2 separate regions of the Homo sapiens genome follow, and region 2 is linked to region 1. Evidence: read pairs that join two places in POLR2A ChIA-PET (ENCODE). Cell type or tissue: HepG2. All regions are shown on one strand. Each heading gives the region's core, and the rest is flanking DNA. Links, peaks and the distances in the headings are about the cores only.

What was found. Peaks named below come from ENCODE experiments on the same cell type or tissue, not always from the same donor. Only the 100,000 strongest peaks of a DNase experiment are listed, where the experiment ranks them.
Region 2: POLR2A ChIA-PET joins it to region 1 with 9 read pairs; 6 of 35 experiments call an interaction of 5 or more read pairs at or near these places.

Annotation. Positions count from the first base shown.
Region 1 is chr12:53,102,268-53,109,587 of GRCh38, reverse strand. It overlaps IGFBP6 (insulin like growth factor binding protein 6), which reads right to left. Exons shown (of 4, transcript NM_002178.3): 4 at 7,248-7,320. SOAT2 (sterol O-acyltransferase 2) reads right to left here and starts at 6,102. Exons shown (of 15, transcript NM_003578.4): 1 at 5,929-6,102; 2 at 5,382-5,437; 3 at 4,345-4,481; 4 at 3,968-4,027; 5 at 3,574-3,681. The coding sequence starts at 6,010. LOC124902936 (a long non-coding RNA gene) reads left to right here. Exons shown (of 3, transcript XR_007063315.1): 3 at 2,254-2,956. RefSeq lists an enhancer at 5,992-6,520. In HepG2, for the core only: no CTCF peak of the experiment used is centred there; DNase peaks (open chromatin) are centred at 5,437, 6,127, 6,507 and 6,987; H3K4me3 peaks cover 2,642 bases.
Region 2 is chr12:53,217,028-53,224,821 of GRCh38, reverse strand. All of the region lies in intron 3 of RARG (retinoic acid receptor gamma), which reads left to right. Among named protein-coding and RNA genes, the nearest start is that of RARG, 11 kb to the left of the region's middle. RefSeq lists silencers at 2,889-3,238, 3,799-3,848, 4,419-4,758, 4,883-5,177. In HepG2, for the core only: a CTCF peak has its summit at 3,216; DNase peaks (open chromatin) are centred at 3,181, 3,771 and 4,211; H3K4me3 peaks cover 2,983 bases; H3K27me3 peaks cover 805 bases.

The sequences.
Region 1 (7,320 bases), core at 3,275-7,274:
ATCACTTGAATCCAGGATTCAGAGATTGCAGTGAGCCGAGATCATGCCACTGTACTCCAGCCTGGGTGACGGAGTGAGACTCTGTCTCAAAAAAGAAAATAAATAAATAAATAAATAATTGGGTTTAACATTAATAGTACACTAATATAAAGGTGAAATTTGGCTTATTTGGTACCAAAAATCATACAGGAAGCATTGCCAAATATAAAATGGGGTTTGACTTTCTTTGGGCTATATTTGTATAAATATGTTATTGGTATGTATTCCAAAGTTATGAGAGACTGCTATAATTCTGATATATCTTAGTGTACATTATCAATAATAATTAGAATTGTTATTTATTTATTTATTTAGATGGAGTCTCGCTCTGTCACCCAGGCTGGAGTGCAGTGGCGTGATCTTGGCTTACTGCAACCTCTGCCTCCCAGGTTCAAGTGATTCTTCTGCCTGAGTCTCTCAAGTAGCTAGGACTACAGGCATGCGCCACCATGCTCAGCTAATTTTTGTATTTTTAGTAGAGACGGGGTTTCACCATATTGGCCAGGTTGGTTTTGAACTCCTGACCTCGTGATCCACCCACCTTGGCCTCCCAAAGTGCTGGGATTACAGGCATGAGCCACTGTGCCCAGCCATTGTTATGTTAAATTGTTGTGTGCTACAGAGGTAACAGATTTCCTTGTCAATTGTGTCTTTAACTATGGCTACCCTAAAACTGTTTGTCATCCATAAACAATTGTTTTCTTGTTTTGGTCCTCTTTAGAAGGTGGTTTTATAATCAGTTATAAAGCTCTAACAGGTGCTCTTGAATGCAGGTTTCTGATAACTTTGTAGATTGTGACATCACAATGGAGGAAAAACATTTAGGGCTCTTGAAGAGTTAAAATATTCATTAATATGAAGCAGGACAGGAATTAACTGCATGTACTGAACTAAAAGGAGATTGAAGTGATCTTTTTCACTTTTTGCTTAAAATGTTGCTAGTCCTTTGTTTTGCTTTGCAGAGTCAAGGAAACTTTTCTTTTGAGCTATTAATAGCTTTTAACAATTAAGTAAAGTATACTCCTATGAATAAAATTTGGAGCATGTTTGTTTCTCTCTACCTGATTTCTCCAGAATTTGGAAACTATTTGCAATATTAGTTATTTGCATAGTACAATAAGAATCTGTTTTCTTTTGTAACAGGACATAATTGGAAAAAGTGGTTATTTTCCCAAGGCTTTGACTGGAATGGTGTACTCTTTTTTAAGGAATCGAACTTGACTTATGAAGCCAATAAAGCCCTTGAAAACTGGCATCATATTTTGTGTACACAGTCCCTGTCCAGGGTTTCTGATCTGTGGTAGGTAAAGAATGTCATTTTCTGACAGGCCAGGAACCCCAAGTTATCTTGGAACCTCAAGAGAAGAGGAATTCACCCAACTCATAGGTATTTATTGGTACAAATCCATGGCTGGGCTCGGCTTTAAAAGGACTTATCTCAGATTCCTTCTATGGAACGAAGTTCCATCAAAGCCAATTTAAAAGGCCTATGTGAAACTAATTATTCTTGCTGTACTGTATACAAATAATTAAACCAAGTATAATAAAGCAAACCAGTCCTACTATGATCTGTCTTTTAATAAAAATGGGAAACTGGAGAGAGAAAAATTATGTTTCAAAAACTATGGCTGGGCTCAGTGGCTCACACCTGTAATCCCAGCACTTTGGGAGGCCAAGGTGGGCAGATCGCCTGAGGTCAGGAGTTCGAGACCAGCCTGGCCAACACGGTGAAACCCAGTCTCTACTAAAAATACAAAAATGAGCCGAACACAGTAACACGTGCCTGTAGTCCCAGCTACTCAGGAGGCTGAGGTTGGAGATTCGCTTGAACCCAGGAGGCGGAGGTTGCAGTGAGCCAAGATCACGCCACTGCACTCCAGCCTGGGCAACGGACCAAGACTCTGTCTCAAAAAAAAAAAAAAAAAAGTACATCTGTTGTTAAATTCTAGTCTTGCCTGATGTTTTTCAGTTTTTATTATTTTCTGCAGTTTGGATTAAATTCTAACTTTTCTGGCTACAGGTCTCCAAAATAATGTTTTCAATTTTTTCCTCTTTCTTTTCCATTTTCCCCCATTCTTCCTAATTGGTAATCACTGAAACCTAAGCTCTGCTTTCTTAAAGCCCTGCAAACTGAAGACTAGACAACTTAAACTTCAGAAGAAAAGAGCAGTAGCCTATTTATATGTACTGTTACATACTATTATGTTTCAGCAGGTGCTGCCTCCAAGGCCCCGAAACAGAGAGTGCTACTGCGAACAAATCAACCTCTTCCACTCCACTGCTGCTTTTGGTGCCCCATAACGACGACCCCCTCTCAGCAGGAAGTAGCCAGAAAGATTACGACTCCCCATCTCCCTGCGATTCTCATGATAAATAAATATCCATGCATGATAAAAATCGTGTAAATTGACAGTGGGGACTGTGACAAGCAGGTCTCACTAATGCAGACCTCCATAACAACTGTTTCAGTACTGACTGAGTGGTTAAGTTAAATGTTAAAAACCAGTGCCCTTATACAAAGGCTGGAATGTAACAAAAGCCCACCAAGAGTTTTGCCTAGGCCTTTCCTGAACCTCAAAGCATGATTAAACAAGTTTTGCTGGGGGTCTGAAGAAACTCCCCAAACCTCCGTTATTTAGCAGGAGATAAGAGAAGGGTAATCACCCCAGCACTTGGACCCATTTAGATTAAGTAAACTTACTGAGGCTCCAGAAGAAGGTCTTCAAGACTCAGACCTTAGTTATAGATTAAAAGAAGTTAATCACTTATGTCTTTAGATGAATGCACACCTACACATAGATGTAGAGCTTAGAAGGTATATATGCTCTGGAAATTGTAATTTTTAGTTGGCCTGGTGATAATTTCCAGGCCTTCTCCCTGTAACTGGTTACAGAAATAAAAACTCACTTCCTCCCCAGTTCATCTGCATCTCGTTATTGGGCCATGAGAAATAGCAGCCCCAACCCTCAGTTTGGTCTGGGAATAGTGGGAGGTATGAAAATACAGACCCCCAGGGGTATACAGCTCTCTGAGGCTCATCCTCACAGTTGGATGGGGTGCTCTGTGGGGGAAATGACCCACCCAGGCACTTGGTTACATGTCTGTCTTCCCCACAAGACTGGGAGTGCCTCACAGACAGGAGTGGGGTCTGCCCCCCTCATTTCTCTGGCCACTAGGACTGGTACTCGGGAGGTGCTCAATGGAGGTTACTTGAATAGAACTGACTTGGAAAGGAGTGTGTATGGGTGTGCATGTGTGCACACACACACACATCTGCCTCAGGGCAAGGTGTCATTGAGAAGCATTTGAGAGTGGCCGGCCCTGGGAGGACAGACAAAGGGCCAACCAAGGCTGGGGAAGGAAGGGATCCTAGAGAGTGTTTCAGGTGGAAAGGTTGTTGGGAGCAATGTTGGTACATGTCCAATAACCAAAGGGGGAACCTGTGTCCTCTTGCCCCAAGGGCAGGTGGGGCACTGAGGACCCAGAGGGTCTGATCAGATAGGTGTGCCTGTCCCAGGTGGGAAGGGGACCTACCTGCCCTCATCAATGAAGTCGATGGCCAGGGTGCTGATGATGAAGACACACAGGCCAGCGATGAACATGTGGTAGATGGTGCGGAAATGCTGCACCTCCATCAGCTCACTAGAGGGACAGGGGCCCGAAAGTCAGTGTGGGAGGGTCCTCAGGGTTGTGTGAACTAGCTCAGACACTGTACACATGAGGCATGGGGCCTAGCGATCCAGAACTTCCAGCTAAAGGCCTTTCTTCCACAACCATGCCTAGGGCAAATAGGGGACCTGCACCTTAGAAACCCTTTCCAAGTCCTCTCCACAAACCACCTAGAGGCTGGGGATGAGAAATGAGGTACCTTGACCCCTAGCCAAAGCCCTTTCTTTTCCTCCCATTACTTGTCATCACCCCGACTTACTCAAGCAGGGACTTGCGGATGATGAAAACTTTCTGTTTCCCCAGGGATGGCTCCTGGGTCCTGAATTGAGATGTTTGTTCAGGGTCAGGAAAAAGTAAATGGGCAGAGGGCAGGGCCATGCAGAAGGTCAATACTTGGGAGCCAAGGGGAGTGGTAGGGAAAGGTCAGGGCTAGGGCCAGAGGGCAGGACCGGGTAGAAGGTCAGGGCCAGGGCAGAGCGAGGCCCAGTAGATGGAGGTCAGTGTTAGGAAGACAAGGGGGGAAGAGGGAAGGCTGGAGTCACGGTCCTGATAAAGCTGGCAAGGGCACATAACGTGATGTTTCTAGCTCATGATCCTTGCTACAGAGGAGCCCGCGCAGCCATTCCCCAGACTCACCTGCTCAAGGAACCTGGGGGAGGTGGGGGCAGAGGTTTGTCTTGTGATGGGTAGGATTGTATAGCCTCCCGCATGGCCCGATCCAGCAGCTCCCTCAGTTGTCCCTGCGCTTGCTCCAGCAATTGTGCCTTCACAGCCTACGGGACAAAGCCAGGGTAGAGCCCACTGTCCCTCCAGTCAGCCATCCTTTCATTCACCAGACATTCACTGAATTTCTGTCTATGCCAGGCACAGTGCTTTTTTTAAAAAAAAAAACAACCTGGGGGGTCAGCAGGGATGGGGGTTCAGTGGTGGCAGGCCTGCGGGGGGAAGGGCAGGCATTGGTGGGGTGGTGATGGGTCTGCTGGTGGGGTAGGACCCCGCAGTGCTAAGTGCTGTGGTAAAAAGATGAACAAGCCATGATCCCTGCCCAGAGTTGATCTCCTTCTGGCTTCCTGGGGCAGCAGCGAGGATCAGGGAGTGACAGCAGGAGCAAGGCTTCCCCTCCCTGGGTCTGAATTCCAGCCTGGTCACCTCCGATTGTCACTCCTCACCCCTGGCCTCCAGCCGCACTAGCAGGAAGACTCTATCTACTGGCTGACTTTTGGTGACCTTTGGGACCTGTGCTTCAAACCCCTCCATCTCCATCCTTAATTCGAATCCGATCTTTGCACTCAGGAACAAGTCATCAGGCTGGGCACCGTGGCTCACACCTGTAATCCCAGCACTTTGGGAGGCCGAGGCGGGTAGATCACTTGAGGTCAGGAGTTCAAGACCAGCCTGGCCAATATGGTGAAACCCCGTCTCTACTAAAAATATAAAAAAAAAATTAGCCACACCTGGTGGCACTCATCTGTAGTTCAGCTACTCGCTTGAACCTGGGAGGCAGAGGTTGCAGTGAGCCGAGATTGTGCCAATGCACTCCAGCCTGAGCAACAGAGCGAGACTTTGTTTCAAAAAAAAAAAAAAAAAAAAGTCATCTTTATCACCAAGCCTCACTCCTGCTTCCTGCTACCAAGGATCTGTCCACTTGACCTCTGACCTCTGACATCCCTCACCTCCATGTGTCGGGTCCATTGTACCAAGTCCGGGGCTCTGTGCGTCTCAGTGTTTCCTGTGAGGAGGGATCAAAGGCACAGTCAACAGGAGGAATTGGGGTTCTGCAGACCCAGAGGCATCCTGTGGTCAGGAAATGCTTTGTGTGCTCAGCAGCTGCCCTCACCCCAACCAGCCAATATCTAGTATCATGGTTGGGGCTACTAGAAGGGGAAGTTGCTGTTGCCAGTGGTGAGGAGGCCATAGGCAAGCAGGGGGCCTGGTGACATTACTGGGAACAGGGCACTCAGGGAATGGGAAGCTACTCCATTCACTATCTGGGGCTAAACAGTCAGAAGGATAAGGCCAGGCCACAGCTCTGACATAGCTCTTTTCTGTTCCATCTTCCAGCTGGGTGGCTCTGGGCTGAGGCCAGGGTCTACCTTCCTTGGCCTCTCTGGACAGCAGGAAGGATTGGCATCAGGCAGTTGGAGCCTTCTCTCCATAGCGCATCTCTCCCCGCCTCCCCCCCACTTGCCTGTGCCTTCTGCACCCCCGAGGGCGGCTCACCATCTCCACAGGGTTGGCGCTCCCGCTCCCCTCCCAGCCCTTCTGTCCTCTGCAGACGCAGACGGGCCCCGCCTGGCTCCATGGTGCGGTCTCCAGCGGGCAGCAGGCAGCCCTTGCCCGTGTTGCCTCCTTCCTTCGCAGTGTGGCCTGCCCTGTAGAGCTCTTGTCCCACTCAGCTCAGGTGACAGCTCCAAAGACTAAAGTCCTTTCAGGAGGAGGGGGCCTCTGGGAGTGCGATAGGTTATCTGATCTGGAGGCAGAGCTTCTCAGATTCAGACCTCACTCTGCTGTCTGTCGCAGGGATCGCCACATCCCCCTAACACCCCAACCACCATCCAGATGCCCAGCTCCAAGGGTGCTATCCACCCCGCCACACACACACAGGAATAGTGGCTGGGTACATCTTGGGGAGGGGAACTTTGCCTCTCAGAAGCTTGTCACCTAGCATGGCTGGCCTTCCAGTCTCTCTCCCAGCAGGCTGAAGGTCAGGGAGGAGTCAGAAATGTCTTCATGTATCAGTGCGTTCAGCTCGCTTTCACCACAAGGTGTGTGATTGACACATGTGGTAATATTCTGATGGGGTTGGCACTGTGCTACTCACGGAACTGGGGCCCCTCCAGGAAAGGCTGAGTGTCAGGGCCCCTGAACTGACAGGGCCGCTTCCTGACACCTGCTTGGGTGAGCATGTAGGCAGAAAGGAGACTAAACAAACACGTATTCAGCACCTAGGGAATACCAGGTATTGTCACATATGGAAGAACCGGATGCAAACCTCCCTCTGTCATTTACCAGCTATATAATTTCAGGCAAGTGACCCCAAATTTTAAGCCAGTTTCCTCCTCTGAAAAATAGGGGTAAAAATCCCTATATCACAAGGTTATCGTAAGCTCAAAATGAGGTTGTCCAGGTAAAATCACATGGTTCAGGGCCATGGGATGAGCTCATATATTAGTAATAATTTCCTTCTTTTTTTAGTAGGAAGTAACAGAAGGGTATGTGCTTTGAGAGTTCCTCTTTGCTGGGTTCCTGCTGGGATTAACTATTAATCCTTCCCCTCCCTTTGTGTCCAAAGATCAGTGTTAGAAACAAGGTCACAACTTCAGATTAAGGCCATGATCTCAGTGTCTCCCCTTCCCACTCCCAACTCCTGGTGGGCAGCTCTGTGAGGCTTGATGGCTTGAAGCTTCTGCCTGGCTGTCACAGGAAGGACTAAAGGTATCCACAGGAAAGGAGAAATGCTGTGAGTGAGCTGTAGTGGGGTAAAGAGAGGGCCAGGGATTCCAGAATTGTGAGAGGCAGACACAGAGACACAAGCCAGCGACCCCAAGCACAGCTTTATTGACACCCCAGCCAACACCAACACTCTTTCCAACCAGCGGTGAGGGGCCCATG
Region 2 (7,794 bases), core at 1,706-5,705, 120 kb before region 1:
AAGGAGAAATCCAAGGGAGGAGCCAGAGCCAGGGCAGGTAGCTGGGGAGGGTGCGGCTAGCCTGGAAGGACAGGCCTGGGCAGGGAAGTGGCAGGAGGAGGGAGGAGGGGAAGGCTTGGGGGTGGGTTGCTATGCGGCTTTAATGGGGGTGGGGCATGCAGCACCTAGTGGTAGCAGAGAGGAAGACATAGGGGAGACGAAGAGATCCAGGAGTCTGGGAAACCTTCCAGAGTGGGAGAGTAGCAGAAGGATGAGAGAGTGTCCTCTCTCATTTCTCCGACCTGCTGTCCCTTTTTGGCTGGGAGCATCTAGTGGAGAGGGTTTAGAGGCTTAAATCTGATGCCAAAGGCATACTCACATTGAGTTTGTGCATCTCATCACCCTCTCCCTTATTCTATGGATGACACACACACATTCTCTCTCACACATAGACTAAGAGAGGTGGCCCTTGAAGAGGTCTGGCACTTCTCCCTGGGGCTGGCTCTTGGATCTTATTGCTGGGTCCCTGGCACCTTGGGGACATCCTTGTTGAGAAGTGAAGTCTTGCTCTACTTCCTGGGGCTGTCTCGGGGTCTGAAGGGGGGTGAGACAGGCATCTCAGAACTGTCTGGTGGTGGAGGGGAGGCTCAGGGAGCACGTGCTGCTGAGGCAAGCACAGGCCTGTGCTCATGGAAAGCAGAGGGGTGTGTGTACGTGTGTGTGCGTGCGTGTGTGTTCATGCATGTGCATGAAACCTCAGGTGTCTGTGTCCCTATGTATCTCTATGTTTGTGAATCTTAGTGTGTTCTAGATTTGCTTTCTATAGGGAACAGAGTGTGATGAAAGAGAAGGGAAGCCTTGCCGTCCTCCCACCCCTGAGCAGATAGCTGTGGTCCTGATGACCTAGCCCAATTTGTCCTCTGAACCTGGTGATGCTGCCCTGGCCATGGGGCCACTGTCCCTGGGGCAAGGAGCCCAGATTTCACCACACTAAGTCACCACACATGGAGAAACTGAGGACAGGTTGGCACAGAGAAAGTCTTGCTTAAAAGAAACTGAAAAAGAGAGACTCACAGACAAGACAAGGGACAGCTACCCAGGCCCAAAGGTGCAGACACAGAGAAGCCAGGCACTGGGAGAAGCAAGGAGAACAAGCAGGCGGGTAAGGGCAGTGAGGCCTCCTCCAGGAAAAAACCCCAGTCGACTGCCTCTTTTCCCCTCCCCTCCCCGGTCTCTCCTCCTCCGGCACAGGCTCCAGCTCCAGGCCGACACAAACGGGGCTTTGATTGCAACAGGAAACCTCTTGGGCGGGGGGGGGGCGGGGGGAGCCGGGCAAGCCGCCGCCGCCAGGGCCCAGGCTGCACCCCCCTCTCCTGGCCCCCTACCCGGTCCCAGCCCCCATCCTGCCCAACGCGCCTCACATCCCTGCTTTGGGCCCCACTCTCATTCACACCTCGCTATTCTTCTGCTCTTCTGCTGCCCCCTCCTCCAGAGACCCCCCTCCCATTGCCCTTCAGGTGGGACTCCTACCTCAGGACTTACCCTTCTGGCAGGGCCTGCTTTACTTTGAAATGCCCCCTTTTCAGCTTTTCGAGGGAAGGTTTTAGAAAAAAGGGAGAATTTAGCGTGAGGAATTCAGAGCCAGTTATCCTCAAGCCCCATCCAGAAGGTGGCAAGGAGGGAAAGGCAGGGTGCATGAGGAGTTAGCTGTCCCTGCCCTGCCTCGTCCTGGCCAAACTCATCCTTGCCAGGGTGGCAGGGACTCTAAGGGGTGACCCCGAAAGAATCTGAGTGCTAATGGCTTTGTTAGTTGGGAAGGGGTACTCTCCTCTTTGCCTCTAGGGCTATGCCTTTGTGGGGCTCTAGCTGGGAGGGGGGTATGCCCTGGTGGTGGGGATCATAGGGAAGGGGGTGAGTCAGGCAGCAGCCCCCCTTCATACTCCCACCAGGATGGTGGAGAACATCTGGTTCCCATGAAATGCTAGAAGGCTAATGGGTCTAATTGCTGCAATAAGGGCTGGGGAAACTTTGGGGAAAAGAGGGGGCACTAGATCCCCCACCCTCTTACCTTCTCCCCAAGGCTGTACTAAGTCTGTCTAGAATGGGGGGGTCAGGGTTGATGGGGAGGGCGGGCCTGACACCGTAATGCCTGGTCCTAAGGACCCCCTCCATGCAATGCCTGGGATGCACACACAGATGGGGTGATGAGTGGGGTGCATCTGGTGAAGAGAAACGGGGGCTATTGAGGACTCATGGCTTCCTGGAGCCCTCCCCCAACTCCTCCTGTGCCCTCCTCCCAACCCCCCTCCCTGTGGCCTGGCCACTTCTGGTTCTAATTACCAACCAGGCAGGCCTGACTTAATTGGGACCTTTCAGATTTCTGAGGGGGAAGGGGGGTACTGACAGCTTGAAGTTGACTAATCAAGGCTCTTTCCCTCTTGTTTTCGGGGTACTCCCTATTTTGCACTTAACTGTTTTTGTTGTTGTTTGCTGCTGGTCAGATTCTGATTCAGAAAGTTCTTTCTTTCTCTCTCTCTCTCTCTCTTTCTTTCTCCTCCTTTCTCTTTCTTCCTTTTTCTTTCTTCTTTCTTTCTCTTTCTTTTCTTTCTCTCTCTTTCTTTCTTTTTTTTGTGGGGTTCGGGTGACTGGATTCAGAAATGGGTATTTGGGGTTGGGGGAGGAGAAGGGAGTTTACACTGGGTTGGAAAGAGCAGTGCATTCCCTCTCCATCCCTGCTTCAAGCCCCCTAGTCAGCCTTGCCACCCCGAGGTTTCCTCGCCATCCACAAGTCAGGCCTTTTCCCAGCCCCGGCAGCCCCCCGCCCCTCCCCCGCGCCCGCCATCCCTCGCCTACTCTGGCACCCCTTCCTGCCCTTTATTCTTCCAACAGGCGCCCCACTCCTGCAGCACCCCAGTGCGCCCCCCACCCGGTACAACAGATTCTTAGAAAAGCGCGCCCCGCCCTGGCCCAGCCACAGCCGCCTGGCGGGGGAAGGGCCGGGCCGGGCGCCGCTCCCGCTCCGCGGCGCTGCCCGTGTGAGCGGCGCTGACAGAGCCGGCTGGGCAGGCAGGCCGGGCGGCCCGGCGGCTGAGGGCGGGGCGCGGGGGAGGGGGGGATTTCCGGGAGTCGCCGCTGCTGGCGCTGTCCGGGGCCAGGGTCCCCCCATTCGGCCCTGCCGGGCCAGGGCAAACTTCTGACGTGGCCAGCCCCCCGCCCACCTCACCCCCTTCTCCGCCGGGCGAGGGCGCTCAGTGCCGGAAGGGGCAACCCAGGGAACAGTGTTGCGGCCTTGGAGAGCTGAGGGGCACTAACCGAAGGGAGGGCAGTTATGCCTAGGCTAGAGGGTATTTAAAGACCCTGAGAACAGTCAGTGACCAGAAGCGCCCCTATTGCCGAGGGAGCCCTTGGCAGTGAGAAACTGGAGGAGGGGAGTTGGCCATCAGGGGCAGATTCATCGAGGCGCAGTTGGCACGGCAGGCACAGCTTATGGGGTAGTTTTGTGCTCTAAAAGTGAAGTTATGTTCGAAGAAGGAGCATCGAGAGAGACGGTCGAGGCGCTTAGGGGGCGTCAGTTGCGGGATAAGGCTTCGGGGACTCGGAGGGAGGCGGCCCGGGCCGCGGCGGAGGGCGGACTGCTCGGGCTAGGAGGGGTAGACTCTGGCTGCGCTGGAGGGGGCGGGGGGACTCCGCGGCAGCGCTGAAGACGGCCTGGGCGGGGTGGGGCGGGGCCGGGTCAGGAGGAGGTGAGCGCGCTCGGCCACCCGCCCCGAGGGGGGTTCCCAGAGAGTTCACGGCGGGAGCGCGCTCCGGCCCTAGGACCGCGGGTGGGGAGACGGGAAGGAAGGAGGAGGCAGCGCGCGCCGAGCCGCAGGAATGCACTTTTCGGCCCTGAAGCGGGCGCGCGGAGGGCGAGGGCGGAGCCAGGCCTGGGAATGAGAGGGGTGGAGGTAGTGCAGGTCCCGAGCCTCAGGAGAGCAGCTGCGCGCGGGGACCTCCACGTTCCCCTCTCCCCAGTCATCCTTAACACCCCTGTATTGACTAGTGTGAAAAAGGGAGAGTTTGGGGAGAGGGAAAACTCTGAAAGGAAATGCTTATGCTTGGTTCCTCCTCTCCTTCTTCCAACCCCGACCTGGGCACGCGCCTCAGTGCAAATGCATGCAAAGCCTATGAGCTGTGGAGAGTATGCCTGCAAGCATTCTCCCGAGCAAGGTGTGTTTGCACAAACGTGTGTGCACCTATGATTTTATATGCGTGCTCACATGTATGTTCACTCTTGCATATTTGCAAATTCTTGGTGCCTGATAAGATAAATGCATGCACGGATGTGTGTCTAAGCAAGCGCGCGCGCCGCGGAGCGAGTGTACGTATGTGTATGTGTGCGCTCCACTCTCAGCTTTGCTCATCTCGGTGCCCGGCCCCCTTCGCTCTCCAAGCCCCACCCCCCACCCCTCCAGGCTTCGCTTTTAAAAAAGGTCTCCCCAGTGCTAGCTGCCGAAGCACCCAGATAAGAGCTGGACGGAGGCTAAAGCGGCAGCCCCAGCTTCGCGCCCCGCCCAGTCCCTTTCCCCTGCTGGGGATCCCCCCTCTTCCCCGCCCACCCCTTACCCGCATGCAGCCCAGCGCCCTATGCTAGCCCTCCCCCTCCCCCCCTGCTGGAGCGGGGCGCCGCCGGGGGAGGAGGGGGAATCGGCTGCGGGTCCTTGGTGTTTCCAGCACCCAGTTTCCCTTCAAGCCGGGTCGCGATGTACGACTGTATGGAAACGTTTGCCCCGGGTCCGCGACGGCTGTACGGGGCGGCCGGGCCCGGGGCCGGCTTGCTGCGCAGAGCCACCGGCGGCTCCTGTTTCGCCGGACTTGAATCTTTTGCCTGGCCGCAACCCGCCAGCCTGCAATGTAGGTACCGGAGTCCGGGGCTGGGGTGTAGGGTGCAGGAGAGGGTGGGATTTACTCTTTCCGTGTGTAAAGAGTGGAACTGAGGTGCAAGGAGGAGCTTCTGGCCCTTTCTATGTAAGGTACTGGCCCTTTAAACGTGGGGGCCTCAGCGTCTCCTTTGCGTGTGTGCAGTAGTGTTTGGAGTGTGTGTGGTTTTTATGGTGGGTGTTTAGCTCGAACCTGTGGTTGATGCCACTCCAGAGTTCCTGGGGATAGGGAGAGACCGAGGTGTGTGGGTAGTTTGCGCCTTCACGTCCGTGGCCCTGGAAGGATATGACACTCAGGACCGTGGGTGGCGTTTGTAAAGCCCATGTGGGAAGCTGGCAGTGTTAAAAATATCGTTTGCAGAGCGTGTGAATCCCTGGAGTGTGCAGCGCCTTGCCTAGGTGGTGTGGGTGTGGGAGCAAGGGTCTCTCCACCAGTGTCGCCTGCGACAGCTGCCAGGTCCACATGGCCTGTGAGGGGATGTTTGTGGCGTGAGGCCGGGAGGGCGTGTGCCCCTGCGTGGCTGCGGGGGCGGTTTTGGAAAGTGCTGTGTTCGAGAGTGCATCCTGTGTGTTCTCATGCCGGGTGGAAAAGGTTGTGCACACAAGAGGGAGAAGGCTGAGTTTTGTACGCCACCCCCATATAAAAAAAGAAATGTTTGGAAACGTGTATGCGGTTATATGCAGAGATTACTTTTTCCTATGGCTCCAACACACAACAACTTCAGCAGGAAGCGAAAAGTTTAAAGCAAAGTCTGTGTGTGTGGTGGGGGGTGGCCTGAAGTTGACAGCGGCAGGGCGAGCACCATTACTGGGTCCCCAAATATCTATCTTCCCCCTCCGTGAAATGGGAGATGCCAGGCCTGGGGCCCTGGAACCCCTTTCCAGAGCAGTAATAAAAAGCTGGGGACTGAGAGGCAGTAAAAATGAAGTCCAGATGAGAGGCGGCTTTGAAGCTTGGGCCGCAGTGCCTGGCGGGGGTGGGGTGTGGGGAGGGGCCAGGAGCGCAGCCTGGAACACCCCCCAAATTTACCCTGGGCTGGGATGTGCTCGCTGCCTGGGTGCGGACGGCCCGGGGATGAGGGGCTTGGGGGCACGCTGGGAAGGGTGGGAAGGGGCGGGCAGCGGGCGGGGCGGCGGGCGCTGGGGGAGTGCGCACGCCAGGTCACCAAGCCCCCGCCAACGCGCCTCGCTCCTTGGCACCAAGCAGTGCTGTTTACAAGTTCGGATTTTTTTTTTTGGTTCCAGAGCAGAGCTGCTCAAATTTAACAACTGGGAAGCTGGAAGAGGGAGATGGCAAACCAGGAGACCGGACTTGACTTTACTTTTGGGTGGGGTGGGGGAAGAATTTAAAAGTGTGTCATTTAAAGAACCGAGAAAGCATGGAACTATTGCTTTGCACCAAATCCCTGTGAATTCTTAACTTTCCTCTCATTGCCCAATAGGATGGGGAGTTGGGGTATGTTATATGTTGTGGGGGTGCTGAGATGGAAAGAATCTTTCAGGAAGGGCTTCTGGGGGCTGGGCAGAGACCCTGTCTTTTTTCAGGCCTATGGAAGAAGCCCTTTGGGCTTGACTGGCCCTAGGTTTTTGAGTTTTAATTGGGACCAATAATTTTGGCCTCTGGGATCCTGGTGGACACACAAAGCCAGCTTCAGGCCTGCCCGCACACACTTTCAGAGGGAAGGGTGCTTGGGGGGTGGAGGTGGGCTGGATGTGTGTGTGTGTGTGCCTGTTTGGAGGCTTTGGTGTCCTGGTGCTGCGTTGGCAGGCTGGGGTGTTTGTCTGGTGGTAGGGCTGTTCCCTTGTGTGGCCAAGTGCTGGCTGTTGTGTGTCAGCCTTGTGACTGGTACATCTACCTCCACGGTGTAGCTGGAGTGAGTGTGTCTCTATTCTGGCTGTGTGTCTGTGCCAGAATCCAGTGAGGGTTCTAGGATCCCATTGTAATATGCCTGCTTTGGTGCCTTATGTGTTGTTAACCTGTGAGTGTGTGTGTCTCCAAGGAGGTGTGTGCTAGATTGTGAGTCCAGGCTGCTCAGCTCTGAGCCTCGCAGCTGGGAGCGTTTACAGCCGGTTATAAAGAGTTTGTTTGAAGCTCCGCGCAGCCTGGTCAGGAATTTCCTCAATTTCAGCAATTTGGGCTTTAAAAGGAGAAAACCCCAGAGCCCACCCCCATCCTCCCCAGCAGGGGCCCCTGCCTAACCCAGGAGCTGCATCCCAATGGTGGGGTCTAAGCCCGAGTCTGGGGAGGGGATCTGATTGGAGTAGACCCAGTTAGCTTTCTGGGGCCTTGACCTCACAGATTGACCTCGGAGCCACTAGGCTGCACTTTAGGGTTCAGGGGGTGGGGATGTGACAGTATCACTTAGACAGGAAAAGTTGCCCCCGGGCCTGTCTCCCTAAGGCCCCCAGTCTTATAATTGGCTGGCACTGCCCCATGCCAGTCTGACCGCACCCAGGCCCTTGCGCAAGAGAGGAAATGAGGCAGCGCTCTGCGGGCAGGGAGGGCGTCAGTGCCAGAGTGAGCACCACCCCACGCACAGGCCTTGGGCAGAACACGTGCCCTTGGAGGACACAGTGGTGGGTCTGAGGAGTGAGGAGAGGTTGGGAAAGGCGTTCCAGCCCTCCTCACATCTCTCAGCACCAGCCCCTCCTGGAGCCCCCATCCCTAGTCTTGAATAGACTCCAGGCACCCTTCTTTCCCCCCTCTCCTCTCTCCTTTTTCTTTGGGTAATCTCACTCTGGCAGGATTCTTATGCTAATTGATTGTATGTGTGTTGGGGGTGGGTAGGGCTTCCCTCCTGTGGGGTGGGTGGAGCTAGCGTGGAACCCTGGCATCCTGGGCATTCCTTCCGCCCTTCTGGCTGCGTTGGGGCGGGCTTCTGACCAGGTGGGCTGC